2 separate regions of the Mus musculus genome follow, and region 2 is linked to region 1. The links are chromatin loops, found by intact Hi-C in ENCODE. Cell type or tissue: left cerebral cortex. All regions are shown on one strand.

The links. Peaks named below come from ENCODE experiments on the same cell type or tissue, not always from the same donor. Only the 100,000 strongest peaks of a DNase experiment are listed, where the experiment ranks them.
Region 2: it touches region 1 in a loop (2.0-fold over the local background); 1 of 42 quality-filtered maps calls a loop at or near these places.

What each region holds. Positions count from the first base shown.
Region 1 is chr2:34,850,980-34,858,979 of GRCm38, reverse strand. It overlaps Psmd5 (proteasome (prosome, macropain) 26S subunit, non-ATPase, 5), which reads left to right. Exons shown (of 10, transcript NM_080554.2): 7 at 1,151-1,342; 8 at 2,423-2,532; 9 at 4,588-4,728; 10 at 6,147-6,891. The coding sequence ends at 6,404. Among named protein-coding and RNA genes, the nearest start is that of Psmd5, 16 kb to the left of the region's middle. In left cerebral cortex, a CTCF peak has its summit at 3,541 (motif pointing right); a DNase peak (open chromatin) is centred at 1,606.
Region 2 is chr2:35,128,024-35,136,023 of GRCm38, reverse strand. Cntrl (centriolin) reads right to left here. Exons shown (of 44, transcript NM_001379274.1): 10 at 7,987-8,000; 11 at 6,209-6,403; 12 at 1,913-2,066; 13 at 336-556. Among named protein-coding and RNA genes, the nearest start is that of Cntrl, 23 kb to the right of the region's middle. In left cerebral cortex, a CTCF peak has its summit at 3,786; a DNase peak (open chromatin) is centred at 3,863; H3K4me3 peaks cover 1,144 bases; H3K27ac peaks cover 784 bases.

The DNA.
Region 1 (8,000 bases):
AATCCAAAGTTGAACCCAGGAATAGGTTGATGATTAGAGGATATTAGGGCTTGCTGTGACGGTGGGAGTGCAGGCATCCAAACTGCCAGAAATAAGGACAGGGTCATGACTGTTACACTGTGTGCTCTCTTAAGTGGTGCTTAGAAGAGACTTAAGTGTTTTCACCACAAACAACATAGTACGTATATTAATTTGCTTAATTTGTCCAGTATACAATACAAATATATTTCCAGACATGATGTACATAACAGCTGTGTACAGAATTTTTTGGTTTTTGTTTTTTTGTTAGTTTGAAAAGTTAATAAAAACAAAAGACACTAAGAGTCCCTTAATGAGGTGGAATCTGTTGTACTGGGACAACTGCACTGTGGACTGATGTTATGAAAACATGGGCACTCTACAGCATTAGATGGTTTTCTTTAAAAATTCAGTGAGAGCCAGGTGTGGTGGTGCATGCTTTTAATCCCAGCACTTGGGAGGCAGGAGCAGTCAAATATCTGCATTCAAGGCCAGCCTGGTCTACAGTGATTCTGGGACAGCCAGAAGTACACAGAGAAACCATCTCTCAAAAAATCAACAGTTGAGTGAGAAATAAATCAGAATACCAATATACCAGTATGCTGCCGTGCACCGAGTCCAGATCTGTGCATTCTGTGCGGTGAGATGAGGAGGATTCACCCCGCCCATTTCACTCCAGGTCGGGTTGATTAGTCTTCCTCACACACTCGAGTAGCTGAGGGTAATGCCCCTTGAGGTGGTCTGCTGAAGTTTACAGTGATTGCACCTGGTGCAATCACTCCCTGTCATTGGTATCCATTGGTGTGCCTATGTTCTCTCTCTTCCTCCCTCCTTCCCTGTCTCTCTCTCCTCCGTTTCCTTCTCTCCCTACCTGGCTATAGACCAAGCTGACCTGTAACACACAGATAGTTCTCTGCCTCTCCCCTCAAGCTCCGTTGACACCTTGGGGAATTTCGTTCTTGGAACCACACAGATGGGTCTTTGAATCTCCTTAGCTGTCCGCTGCAGGCAGCACAGTGCTTATCTGTCTCCTCCTGCTGCCTACAGTTACTGATAATTCCTGTGGAAACATGGAGCCCCCAACTTGTGTTTCTTATCCTTCTCCTAACGTCTATTTTTGTAAATCTTTTAGGATTTGTGAAGTTTTTTGGAAACCTGGCCGTCATGGATAGTCCTCAGCAGATCTGTGAGCGCTACCCTGTTTTTCTGGAGAAGGTGTTTGAAATGGCGGATAGTCAAGACCCCACCATGATTGGTGTCGCTGTCGACACAGTTGGAATCCTGGGATCCAGTGTTGAAGGAAAACAAGTTTTACAGAAGACAGGTTGGTGTGACTTGACTTGGCTTTTGTAAGACATATTTTGGGCCAGGATTTCATGTTCAGGTTCATCTGCTGGTGGGATAACTGTTCTAGAAACTACTTTTGCAGGCGACAGTCTTCTTATCCCTAACATGAACTTGCCTCCCAGAGTCTTGTGATTAGTACTGAAAGCTGTGGCTTTTGCTCCTTACTATATGTAGGCTTTCATCCAACAAGAACCATGTGGTTTGCTGCTAACATTTTCCTTAATTTTATGGCATTGCTCATGTTGTGTTCGAGTTTCTACACTGACGGAAGCTGTATGAATTTCATTTACATAACTTCTCTGGTCACGTTCCTCATTTATCAAAATAGCACAGCAGCAGCTTCTTCAGGGTTTTGAGTATTTCAGAAGCACAGAGAGAGTCAGAAGGAACACTTTGTGTCGAGACCCTTCCGAGCCTGTGCAGGTTGGAACCTTTGACTGCACTCCTCCGTAATGTTTTACCGTGCTGAGCGTCCATTGCTTTTCACTTCGTACCCATGAGGGTAGCCGCTACCTTTATTTTCTTCTAAGCATAACAAGTGTTCAGATGTTAGAAAACAGTATGGAAGTTCCACAGAAAAATTAAAACAGAGCTAGCGTATGAGCCAGCAACTCTGGAATACAATATGGCAAGCAAAGGTTCAAGCAGTGTCTATATACTCCTGTGTAGAGCAGTATCTATCTGCTCAAAGCAATTTAAACCCCATAATGTACGTGGTGGATGAATGAGTTACATGTGTGTGAAAGTGTGAGGCTGTGACAGAAGCTGCAGCACAGAGGCGGTCTAAAGACATTTTGCTAAAACAAGAGGGCCAGGCATGGAGAACAGGTACTGCACGATTCACAGACAAGCTTATGTTAAGCACATAGGGAGGTCAAGTTCATAGCAACAGAAAGCCGAGATCAGGCACCAGGGAGAGAGAAGGGAGGGTGGGGTTTGCTTGTTGGGACCTCGTCTCAGGTTGGGCTGTTGAGAAGGATGGTGGTGGTGGAGCACAGCAGTATGAACGAGATGGGCAGCACTGGTTGGGTTTAATGTGTCACCTTATCCTTCACAGGAACCCGCTTTGAACGTGTCCTCATGAGAGTAGGATATCAAGCAAAGAATGCTTCCACGGAGCTGAAGATTAGGTGCTTGGATGCAGTTTCCTCTCTCCTGTATTTATCGGTAAGTACACGGGGAAGTTAATGAAGGGCAGCGGGCTGTCTGTGTTTGGGAGGACGAATCGGCATGGCACTAGTAGTTTCTGAGTTCCAGGCCAGCCAGGGCTCCAGAGAGAAACCCTGGCTCAAGACCTAACAAAACAAAGCAGGGCAGTGGTTATTCCACCACTTGGGAGGCAGAGGCAGGTACTCTTGAGTTCAATGCCAGCCTGGTCTACAGAGTGAGTTCCAGGAGAGTGAGAGCTACCTTCACTATGTTACTGGGACATGAAAACTTTGTAAGGGTATTTTTCAATTTATTCAAGAGTTGCATACACGTATGCATACATTTGATTGTGTCCACTCCTTTCCAGTGTCCCCTCCCTGTTCCTCCAATGTCCTCTCCAACCTCATGACTATCTGCTTTCTTTCTTATTATGTAATTAGTGCTGCCCATATGCACAGGGTTTGAGGTCATGGCCACACATGCAAGACTCCCCCTTCCTCCCTGGCTGCTGTCAACTCCTCTAGCTCTTCCTTGGCTGCATTGGGGTTTTGGTTGGCTTAAGTTTGTGCAGGGAACCACAGCAGCTAGCCATCTCAAGCACTCCTCTCATCTTCAGCTCTTAAATTCTTTCTGCCCTCTCGTCTTCAGAGTTCCCTGAGCCTTGAGAAGCAGGGGATTGATACAGATGTGTCACTATAGGCAATATTAAAGTCACTTATTCCCAGTCACTGCCCATTGCAAAAAGAAGCATCTCTGACCAAGGCTGAAAGCCTCACAAATCTAAATATAAACATGAGCAGCTAGCAAAACAACAATAGGAGGTGCCCCTCTAAGACCTTTGACTTCCACAGCCATGGGTCATTTTATGGTATGGTGTGGTGTGGTGTGGTGTGGTGTGGTGTGTGGTGTGGTGTGGTGTGGTGTGGTGTGGTGTGGTGTGGTATGGGTATGGGTATGGGTATGGGTGTTTAGCGCTTGTGTGCAGTGCCTGTAGAGGCCAGGAGAGGGCTCAGACCCCTAGAACTGGAGTTGCAGCTTTACGGTACCAAGCCTGAATGCTGTCCTATGGAGCAGGCCTCAGTCCAGTCAGGTGCTTGGTTCTCCTCATAACAGTCATCGCAAGTGGGCACAGCGTTCAGGTCCAGCACTGGGCAAGAACACTGATGTCTTTGCTCCCCTGCATCCTGCAGAGAGCAGTTTATGGTACTGCGGAAGCTAGGCAGCTTAGAAGAAGTTTTCCAGGGTTATCATTTAGTTATGATGGACAGCTAAGAGCAACAGGCATAACCTGCTTTAATAGGGGAGGTGCTCTCTGGGACCTCCCAACTGTAGGGAGTCGCTGGGGTTTTCAGTTACTAGCCCATTTCCTCTGGGAACAGCATTGTCCACTCATGCAGGGATCAGAGTCCCTTGGGGGTGGGGGCTGCTTCTTTAGTCTTAGTTAGCTTACCCATAACCCCTTCTCACTCCCGAAATCTATCATCGTGAGTGAGAGAAGGGGGTTACAGGAGATGTGCATATGTATAGGCACACGTGCCATAGTGCACATGTGGAGATCGGAGGACAACTTGATGGAGTCAGTTCTCTCCTACTCTATATGACACCTGAGGACTGAACTCGGGCTGTCAGGCTCACACAGCCAGGGCTTTACCCGCTGAGCCATCAGCAGCTCGGTTACTCATATCTTTTGGTTTGTCTGCTTGTGTTTTTTATTTTCGAGACAGGGTTTCTCTGTGTAGCCCTGGCTGTCCTGGAACTCACTTTGTAGACCAGGCTGGCCTCGAACTCAGAAATCCACCTCCCTCTGCCTCCCAAGTGCTGGGATTAAAGGCGTGTGCCATCACCGTCCATATCTTAAGTGTAACATAGAATGACAGAGTAATAGAACTGGAGGAGTCCTAGTGAGTAGTTCATCCCGTCCAACAAAGATGGGAGCTTTCTGGCCTGGATTGAGAGATGGGTTCTCTCCAAGGGGCTCACAGAATGCCATTTATCCAAGGCTTCCTGACTCAGGCACGGGCTTTTCTCTGGCTGTGGTAACCTTGCCATGGGCATTTCCTTTCTGTGCTGCAGCCTGAGCAGCAGACTGATGACTTCCTGGGAATGACAGAATCCTGGTTTTCCTCCATGTCTCGAGACTCCCTGGAGCTTTTCCGTGGTATCAGTAACCAGCCCTTCCCGGAGCTACACTGTGCTGCCTTGAAAGTTTTCACAGTAGGTACCTTTTCTCCTCAGATCCTTCTGTGACTGCCAGCTCAACACGGAGCACTAGAGTGAGCTAGCCTCTGTGCACGCAGTAGTTTCTACCCTGCTGCTTCAGGAGCCATTGAGAGAGACTCGTGCCAACGGGTTGTCAGTAAGGGGTGTTCACTACTGTCTGAGGTTTAAACCAGCTGCTATTGCATCACAGGTTGACCCAGCTCCTCAAGTTCTGCTCAGCTTTAGCCTTGACTCCTACACTCCCTTTTGGCACTCCGTGCTCTGGATATGCCGGGCTGCTGGTTTCTCACCTCTGACCTTTGCTGTGGCAACTGACCTCAGCACTGCTAACTTTGCTTATGAACCTCTTAATTATTCAAGAAGTGGCTCCAGTGCAGGAACTACTAAGTCTGGTACAGTGGCGATAAATGATCCTGGTTCTCATACACAAGTTTCCCCTGATGTGAGACGGTGGGCCCTTTCTCAAACTTCCCATCTATGGAGGGAGCCACACCATAAATACAGTGGTTATAAAATTATAGCTAAGGGGCTGGAGAGATGGCTCACCGGTTAAGAGCACTGGCTGCTCTTCCTAAGGTCCTGAGTTCAATTCCCAGCAACCACATGGTAGTTCACAAATCTTTTTTCTTTCTTTCTTTTTTTTGTTTTGTTTTTTTGTTTTGTTTTGTTTTTCGGGGTTTTTTTTGGTTTTTCAAGACAGGGTTTCTCTGTATAGTCCTGGCTGTCTTGGACCTCACTTTATAGACCAGGCTGGCCTCAAACTCAGAAATCCGCCTGCCTCTGCCTCCCGAGTGCTGGGATTAAAGGCATGCGCCACCACGCCCGGCCCTTTTTTTTTTTTTTGTATGTATGTGAATACACCATAAGGATGCTGGGATTTGAACTCATGACCTCCAGAACAGCAGTCGGTGCTTCTAACAGCTGAGCCATTTCAGCAGCCCACAGTTTTCAACCTGTGGGTTGCAACCCCACTGGCAAATCTGTCTCCTAAAACATTTACATTATGATTCGTAACAGTAGCAAAATTACAATTATGAAGTGTCAACAAAAATAATTTTATGGTTGGAGGGTCACTACAACATGATGGATTGTATTAAAGGGCCACTGTGGCTGTCTCAGACACCAGAGGAGGGCATCAGATTCCATTACAGATGGTTGTGAGCCACCCTGTGGTTGCTGGGAGTTGAACTCAGAACTCAGTTAGGAGCAGTCAGTGCCAAGCCATCTCTCCAGCCCCATACGAAACTTTTAGTTAGTTAGAGAATTTTAAAAAATGTTTCTCAGGAATCTGTTTACTTGGACAAAGGGAGATGCATTTAAGGTTTGTGCTATCACATTTATCTCTTAAGTATTATGTTGTCTGCTCATGAACTTAACTATAAGTTGTATTCTCTTTCTGCCTTCACTTTCAGGCTATTGCAGACCAGCCCTGGGCTCAGAGACTTATGTTTAACAGTCCAGGTTTTGTAGAGTTTGTGATGGACCGGTCTGTGGAACATGACAAAGCTTCAAAGGATGCCAAATATGAACTGGTAAAAGCACTTGCCAATTCCAAGACAGTTGCAGAGATCTTTGGGAACTCAAATTATTTGAGGCTCAGAGCGTACCTAAGTGAAGGTCCATACTATGTGAAACCTGTTGCCACAACAGCAGTAGAAGGGGCTGACTGATCCCTTTCCACCTAAAACAGCAGAATTTCCCAAGGCACACGATTCCATCCGTGCTCCACACCACAGGACGTCTGTCTTCCCAGGCACAGCCTCACCATCAGCAGTGTTGTCCCTACTTAATGCTGTGTAGACTCGGCTCTTGTAAAAGCAGTAGGAGCCTGAGAGTGCTCGTGTTTCCCCGAGTCCTCTGGCTGCCAAAGTCTCTGCTGCAAGGTCGAGGTTTGTTTTCTCAAAGTTTCCATGGGCACACTCATGACATTTTTAAAAAATAAAATGAAGCCAAAATGATTCTGGATTCTCTCAACCACATTTTCTTTTTCCTTACCTGATTTTTGCCTCAAAATCTTGGGTATCTTGGGTAGTCTCTAAAAAATAAGTCATTTAGAATCATCGAATTATATTATTTGTATATAAGGAATAATAGTTTGAATAATATTTCTTACTTTTCCTTTGAAAATAAAATAAATCCAAACTTGTTTGGCGTTGGTATTCCGGCTGTGTGTCACTGTTACCATGTTGTGGTGACAGGGAAGGAAGTGTAATGCCCTAACCAGAAAGTTTCCTTTGTTACCATTTTATCCATTGGTGGGTCATCATCACTGAGGGCTGGGCTGATTCTTCAGACCTATTAAGTCTAGTCTTGATGTAGTCAGACTCTCTGGCTCCTGATGTCCAAAGTCAGAAGAGAAGGGACAGCGTGTACCAACTAACATGCCATGTCACTGTTTTACCAATGTTTATATCTAAACAGCAAAGCTCTCGACACACAAAAAAGACTTGGGGGGAGGGGGTGTTGCTCCAGCCTGTCAGTGGCACTAGAACCAGGACGTGTTTCTTTTAGGCTGTGCTGAGGTAGCTAAGTCATCCCTTCCTGTAACCTGACTTTCGAATGACTGGAGTCCTGGTCCAGCTGCGTTTCCTTTTCCACACTGATCATTTCTATATGACCAGTATCACAAATTAGCCTATACCTGACTTATTTTAATGGCATTCATGATGTTAGGTTTTTTTCCCTTAACTTTGGTTGCAGTAAGATTATATATATATACATACACACACACACACACACACACACACACACACACACACACACACACACACACATATATATACACACACACACATGTAATTCACGTGGTAAAATAAAATATAGCTATTGTAAGTGTGCTTTTCAGTAGCATTATATATGTGTTATACAGTGATTATTGCTGTCCCTCTCCAAAACTCTATCTTTGAAAACTAAAGTTTTATGTCTATTAAATGGTAATTCCTCCCACTGCTGCCAGCCACCATCCCAAGTCACACTGTTGACTTAATTATGTAATTCCAAGATTCAAAGGAGTCCCCTCTCTCCAGTGTATGGTGTGTATACTCATTCTGCTTTGTTGTTTCTTTAAAAAAAAAAGATTTATGTAAATATATGAGTACACTGTAGTTGTAAACCTTCATGTGGTTGTTGGGAATTGAATTTAGGACCGCTGCTTGCTCTGGTTGACCCTGCTCATTTATTATTATAAATAAGTACACTGTAGTTGTCTTCAGATGCACCAGAAAAGGGCATCAGATCTCATTACCGGTGGTTGTGAGACACTGTGG
Region 2 (8,000 bases), 280 kb before region 1:
AGGCCAGCCTGAGCTACATAGTAAGATTTTATCTAAAACAGGTCGTTAAAACAACATAGGGAAATCCTCAAAGCAATGAGGATGAGCAGAAGATGAAAGGTGTAACGTAACTCATGTTCTATTAGCTGTAAATAATGTCAGTTATCAAGTAATAACAGTAAGATGAACCATGGTATTCCTATAATTTTGCTCCATGAACCCAACATAAACATTTGATACAGCATTTTGGGTAGACACACGTTCATATTCTTCAGTTATTTGATGACCCGTTTCTAAGTGAATTTGACATACGTCATTTACTTCCGAAGCTCAAAAAGCAGAAAAGCAAGTCTTACCTTCCTCATATTTTCTGCATCCATGGCAATGAGTTCAAGTTCCTCCTTCTCCTGCTGGACTTCTGTCAGTCTCTGCAGCAATGTCTCTTTCTCATCCTGTAGCTTCCTGCACTCATTCTGGGCCTGAGTTGCCTGGCCTTTGATGGTTCCAAGGTACTCTTGCAACCCACTGATGACACCTTCTAAATCCTTCTTCAGAGCTTCGTTTGCTGCTATCTGGCCTATGCATGATAAAAACAGAGGGGTAATATGTATTTTAGAAGTATTTTGTCTCTTTAGTGATTGGTTATTAGCCCACAGTGAAAGTCTAAGTTTCTTATATATCTAATTTTTGAAAATAGGATAATATATTTCCTATAATACAGGAATATTGTACAAGTATGCATAAATAAGACAAGCATACTTATGACAAATATTTACAGAATGCCTGAATAATGCTGTAAAATTTAATTTTTTCTAAAATAGGAAAAAAGGCATTGCTGGGTGGTAGTACTACCCACCTTTGATCCCAGCATGTGGGAGGCGGCAGAGGAAAGTGGATCTCTGTGAGTTTGAGGCCAGCCTGGGCTACAGAGCAAGTTCCAGGACAGCCAAGGATACATAGAGAATCTGTGTCAAAAAACAAAACAAAACAAAACAAACAAACAAACAAAAAACCCAGAGAGAAAGAAAGAAAGAAAGAAAGAAAGAAAGAAAGAAAGAAAGAAATAATATTAAAGTATAATAAAACTATGAGTTCTTCCTGAATACACAATACAAAACCAGTCAATATATAAGACTCACACGAATCTCAGACTGGCAGCATAAATATATATACCCTGAAGGGTAAAAAGCTATCATAGGGACTGGAAAGATGGCCCATCAGTTAAGAGTAACTGGCTTCTTGTCATGAAGGTTCACATCGGTCTGTAACTTCAGTTCCAGGGGATCCAACATTCTCTTACAGATTCCATGGGCACGGCATGCACATGGTACATAGACATACTTCAGGCATAACAAACACATACATACATTTTTAGTTAAGTACTTAAAAAGTGTATGCTGACACATGCTATTTTACAGGATACTTTTATGAAAACTTTAAAAAGCCTCTCTCAACAACTATTTATCAAGGCAGAGACAAACTGAAGGTGACGATCAACGGATGGAACCTTTCCTTACCTGGAGCTCAGGCTCCGTCACACACCTGATTTACTTCCCTCTTCCTCTACTCTGAAAATGCTATTTAAATTTGCCTTCTTTCTATACACCTTCTATAACTCACAATGAGTTTCCTAACGTCAACGGGCTCCTGAAAGGACTGTATGCCACAGAAGGCAATCACTGACCAAGCTTTTCCTGATCAGCTTGATTTCTTCCCTACTGAAGCCTGATTCACTGGTCATCAACGTAACAAACCATAATAATACAAAATACTTTAAATTTCACTAAATGTTTTTGGGTATGTTCAGCCAAAATTCCCCATCGAACACTAGTAAAAAGAGCTGAACTGTATCCAGCCAAGTCTTGGATTGTCCGTGTGAGCATCTTCTGTGTGCCCTGAAGCTATTTACCCTAAATCACACTTGAGTTCTCACCATCTGTAAGCTGCTGTTCAAGGTCCTTGATCTCTTCAGTCTCTTTGGCAATTCTACAAAGTATCTCGTCCAGGCGGCTTTCGAGCTGTGTGTACTGTCTGTTCATAATGTCAAGCTGCTGTTCTTTGCCCCTCTTCTGGGCTTTCATGTGGGACTGAATTTCAGGGAAAAAAATCATCAATACAACCCAAAATTTTAACACTATTGAAAATAATAACTCTTAGCAACATTTTAAAAACCAGTATTGAAAATAAAGTGTGACAATTTCATCTGCTCTGAGTTAGGCCCTTTAGAACTTTCATATAGATGGTTCTTGTTTAACCTTAGGGTGATCCGAGATGAGATGAGAACACAGAGCCGATCAGGGAGGATAAGCCATTTTTCAAGGGCACAATATAGAAATTTCAGTGTTTTATGCATAGCATTAAAATATGTCTTTTTTAAAAAAGGTTTTCAGAACACTGGTTACACTGACAGCATATTTACAGGGAACATCCAAAGATAATTTCAAAGTATAAATAGGCATTATATTTATGTATAAGGACTCTAAGAGATTTTACTTATAGTTTTTAAAATTTACAAAAATTTTAGGTTGGGAGTTTTATAGTAAATAACTAAAGTCTTTTTAATTTGAAAGAAATAGCATTTAATTATACTTTTAAAAGGTTTCTCAGGTAGGCTTGGAGAAAATGGAGACTTCAGATCAATAAACACATGGGATTCAAATTTATTTTCTATTTCCATTCATTCAAACATTTTGTTCTTAGATATAATTATCTGGGAATGGAGAGGAAGCTCAAAAATCATTTATCCCAGCAGGAATTCATTTGTAGGGCCCTGGGAGGCATACCCCTTACACTCTCCGCGCTCTGGCCCACACACCCTCTTGTTCCTGTGCCCTGACAATTATGATATCATGGAGCCACTGCTAAGTGACAGGAATGTATTATCTCCCCCAGGTGTGCTGAGGAAAACAGAGAGCAAATGATCTAGTCTAACCTTCCACTTCAGAAATGTAAGCCTGAATCTCACGTCAATCAAATGTCTTGACTGGTTTCCTTAGGCAACAGTTCATTTGGAGACAAAATAATTCCCGAGAGAGACATCTGCCTTCCTTCCCCTCAAGGCTCCCAAGACTCCAACCTTATCCAAGAGGATCAGAAGAACAGAACAATAACTGAGGGAAAACTCATTAGGAGAACAGTTAGAGCCCGAGCAACAAGTGCTACTGTTTCCAAGCCTAAGACATGTTAGCTTCTACAAGAAAGAGCTTAGTTTGAGAGGTACCCCCCCCCCCTCAAATGGGGAGCAAATGAGTGGCCACCGCCACCTTTGAGGCCAGCTGTTATTTTACAGGTGGTAGATTTGACGGGGTGTTCGAATCACCTTTTCCCACTCCCCACATACCCATCTTAAATCTTTCCTACAACAGTTACTGTAGGTAGGTAAGAGTTTATATCCTAATAGTACACCAAACACTTTTGTGGCTCAAGAATGAACAAAAATTCTACTGTCCTCTTAATCAACAGCTTAAAATTCGCTGTTAAAAGTGCACTGCAACCTCTATACGCAGGGCAAACATGTGGTTCAGAAGACGGCACTGCTGTGTGTGAAACACGCGGCGCCACGGCCGTTCCTGCGGTTCTTCTGCAGCGGTGGAGCTCACAAAAGAGTTACTGTGAACAAACAGGAACTTACAGATCTGGCTCCTCCTCCGTCCAAGCCCTTTCTTTATACACAGAGGAACGACCATACCTTAACTCCGAATCTTTCCTGTTATGACAGAGCCGTGGGGAACAAAAACAGGCTGCGCAAAGCTTTCTAAGTCTGTCTTCAAATTCATGTGCACTTCCCTCTCTGACAGCCACATCTTGGCAAGCGCCTCCGTGCCCAAGTAACTTCCCAGCGCCTCAAACTATGGGCCTAGTCAAGCATGAGTGACAGCGAGCTAGTCCAGTCACCAGCAGTCTCTGTGGTCAGGCCCCGCCTGCAACTTTAAATCAAAACACAGGAAGCTCCCGAGGGCCAATCACACCCAAAGGCTGAAAGATCACTCCAATTCCCTCTAGGAAAGCAGGACAGATCTTCATTGTGTTTGCAGTTGACAATTGTTCCTCTAGCTGGGAAAACTTGGTAAATAAAACGGGATTCGACTTTTAAACGCCATTTCCCCTTTTGAAACCTAATAAAATGTTTATGTATTTTTTAAAAATCTGAATAGGCTTGGTTCTGAGCTAAGATTTCATTTTTCATTTTTGGATTTTAAAAATCCTTTTGTAAGGAGAGGGTTGTTGTAATAACTTAAGCAAGGGCTCCATCCCTTCCTAAGAGTGCTGAGGGGCAAGTAATTGAGTTTTCCTAAGTCACAATTCTACCCTCTGCAAGTGAAAACCTTGAGAACTGTGCTGTGGTATCAGGACTGGAGTTTGGTCAGTGTGCCTTACTCCTACCTAGCAACCCTCAAGACTACACAGAGAAACCCTGTCTTGAGGCACATCCCTCAAAACAACAACAACAAAACAACAACAACAACAAAAAAGAACACACAAAAAACAGGGAGGTGATGGTACATCTTTAATCCCAGTACTGAAGAGGCAGATGGATCTGAGTTCCAGGACAGCCAAGGCTACACAAAGAAACCTTGTCTCAAAGAAAGACCAAACCAAAACAACAACAACAAAACAAAAACAAAACAAAAGGTCTCTTTAGCCCTTTCCTCTATGTGATACTGCTCAGAAATACAGGGAAACTTAATTTCCCCTTATGCCTAGAATGCCATGGTCATTTGCTGTAGCAAACACAATTGTGGCTTTAATCTGACTCAGGACCAGCAAGCTGCTTCATTCTTGCCTTCTGGGGGATATAGTTTTCTATTGTCATGGCAACCCTTTCACAGACGGAAGACTTAATATGTAAATATAATATAGTAAGATACTACTGACTGTTATACATTACAGGACTTAAAAATCTCTGATTTTTCATCTGACAAAAATTCTTGAGAATAACCTGGGGAGGTGGGCATATAAGCCTAAGAGCTGATCTGGATGCCCAGCCCTCCTGTAAGGCAGGCACAGAGCAAGACCATAGAACCCCAGTGTGGGTTAGGTGGAGGGGACAAAAGCCAACTGCTGAAGCTCCTGACCTAGCTCAATTAATTGGCTTCAGACTCAATAAGAGATCCTGTCTCAAAAATGAGTGAATGAATGAATGAATGAATGAATGAATATATATATAAACAGAAAACAAGTGAGGATGCCAATGGACATTGACCTCTACCCTCCACATACACATGATGCTATGTGCACACACAAATGTACACTACACACGCATGGACGCACACAAATAAAATAATGCTTTCAGTAAGAATACCAAGGCTTAGGCTTCTTTTTTGAAGATATTTTATACCTACAACAATTAGTTTATCCTTGTCAAAATTACATGGCCTCTATTTATAGGTACATACATACAAACATATAAAACTGATGTTAAAAGAGAAATCTGACAAGTACTTAGAGCATTTCTAGTGCACTGTCCTTATCACATTACATTCTGATTCCTGTTACTCCAGAGATCTTCATTTTTTTTATTATAACTTTACAATTCCACCTGTGACAGTAAATTATAAAGGAAATAGTGGCTAAAATATACATCATTAGTAAGATTAACTAGGGTATAGATTGACAGAAAGAGACAAGAGTCTAACCCTATCGTTCACTCATCTTTATTTCACAACACATCATGGCAAACTCTAGAGAAATGTTTTCTTTTTAAGGACAAAATAAATAGAACCAGCAAACAACGTTTGTGGATTATCTGCATGAAAACTTAAAGAGGTACAGAAGTCCTCTGACCTTGCTTCAGCACTTCCTGTCTTTAGGAGACCAATTTACAGAGCACCTTGAAGAAAGTTTCTCTTGCTCTAGAATACTACAAAAATCAGCCACTAACCCCAGTGTGTCATGTAGCCTTCATTTATTGAAAACCAATTTGTTCAAGACTAGGTGGTTCCATTTTGGATATAAATGTTTGATATGAATACATTCATATCTTTCTATCTAATTATATTTATTCATATACAAATAATTTACATATATAATTAATAAATATAAATAATAAAATATAATTATTTGTATATGAATAATATTTTTTTTTCTAACTTAAATCTGTATAGCAAATGAAAACTTTCAGAAAGGATTCTGCTATTAAAATGGTAAGGCAAATACTATCTATACACAGATATAAAGTAGCAGTTCCACGGAGACCGTGGAACTAGTCAAGATTTCCCATTTTACTTACATGTTTTGGGTCTTTGGGATCCAGGCTGTCTGTGGCTAGCTGCACGGTATTGATCTCTTCATGCTTTTCGGCAATTTCTTTTCTTTGCTTTTCCATCTGTATTTCTAGGTCCAGAGCTTCCTGGCGTAATCTGTTTAGATGTTGTAGTCTACCACTCAACTGCTTGAGAAGGAGGTCTTTCTCTGCTTCTGAAATCTAATTCTCCCCAGCCCCCAGCACATAATTAATAAAGGAGAGCAACAACAATTTATGAAGCTAGCACCTATAACTTCAAAAATACTCTGTTATAGAAGACTTTTAAAGTAAGAGCTGTGGTAATTGTCTAGTGTTGTGCTTTGAATGGGAATTGTTCCCACATGCTTATGTATTTGAATACTTGGTCTCCAGTTGTTTTAGAAGATTTAAGAGGTTTGGCATTGTTGGAGGTGTTACAGGCTCGGAAGTTTCAAAAGCCCAAGTCATTCCCAGTCAGGTCTTTCTGCCTTGTGTTGTGATCTCTCAGCTACTACTCCAGTGCCATGCCTGCCTGCCTGCTGCCATGCACCCTGCCACAAGGTCATAGATTCTAACTCTCTAGAACTGCGAGTCCCCAAATTAGACAGGTTCTTTTATAAAGTGCCTTGGTCACGGTGATTTGTCATAGCAACTGAAAAGCAGCTAAGACAGCTAGGCAGTCTCTATGCAGTTTGTAGTTTTATGCTAATTATAGGTAGAAACCCCACCTCTAAAAGCTTATGAACACTGGGAATGTGGTGACAAGTGCACTTAAAGCTGTCATCATCACAGCAGTAGAATGGCTGACTTGATGCATGGACATGCAGCAGGTACGACTCTAAATTGCATACCTTGTAATCCTTGAAACATGTAAGGTAGAAAGATACCACGGCAATTTATTATATTTATTTTTGAGATAGGGTCTTGCTATGTATCCTTGGATGGCCTAGAACTCACTATTTGGACCAGGCTGACCTCAGAACTCACAGAAATCAGCCTGCCTCTTACTCCCGTGCGCTGGGATCAACAGTGTGCTCTATCAGTGCTGCAGTTCCACGTGTAGGACAATAACATCACGGGAAATCCAGGTGTCTTCCTCAATGTCATATTAGGAGGTCATAGGACCAAGACTGTGTGACTTGAGACATTTTATGAATTGGTGTACTACAGTTTAAATATGGAGATAGTCTACCAGTGAGTTCTGAGGGTTGACACAGTAACTTAAAAAAAAACAAACAAAACAAAACAAACAAAACAAACAAAACAAAAATCCAAAACCAAACTCTGGTCCTCTGGAAGAGCAGTAATTACTCTTATAAGTAATATATTGTTTGGTTGGTTGGTTTGGTTTTTTTGAGACAGGGTTTCTCAAGACAATGTTTCTCTGTCTAGCCCTGGCTGTCCTGGAGCTTGTTCTATAGACCAGACTGGCCTTGAACTCAGATACTTGCCTGCCTGTCATGTGCCACCCCACCTGAATTTTTTAAGTAATTTATTTCTACATATTTTATGAAATATTAACAGGATATCATTATGAATAAAATACTGTAACCATATTCTAGTCTACACTAATCCAATAATTAATTTCAAAATGATTTATATGGCTGAATATCCCTGGCTGGTCTGGAACTCACTCTATAGACCAAGCAGGCCTCAAATTCAGAGTTCCTCCTGCCTCTTCCTTCTCAGTGCTGGGATTAAAGGCAAGCACCACCACTACTGCAGTTTTACAGGTAGGAAGCAAGCTCACATTAACAGTGATTTCTCTGGCATGATTCACATACCTTTTTTTGTTGTA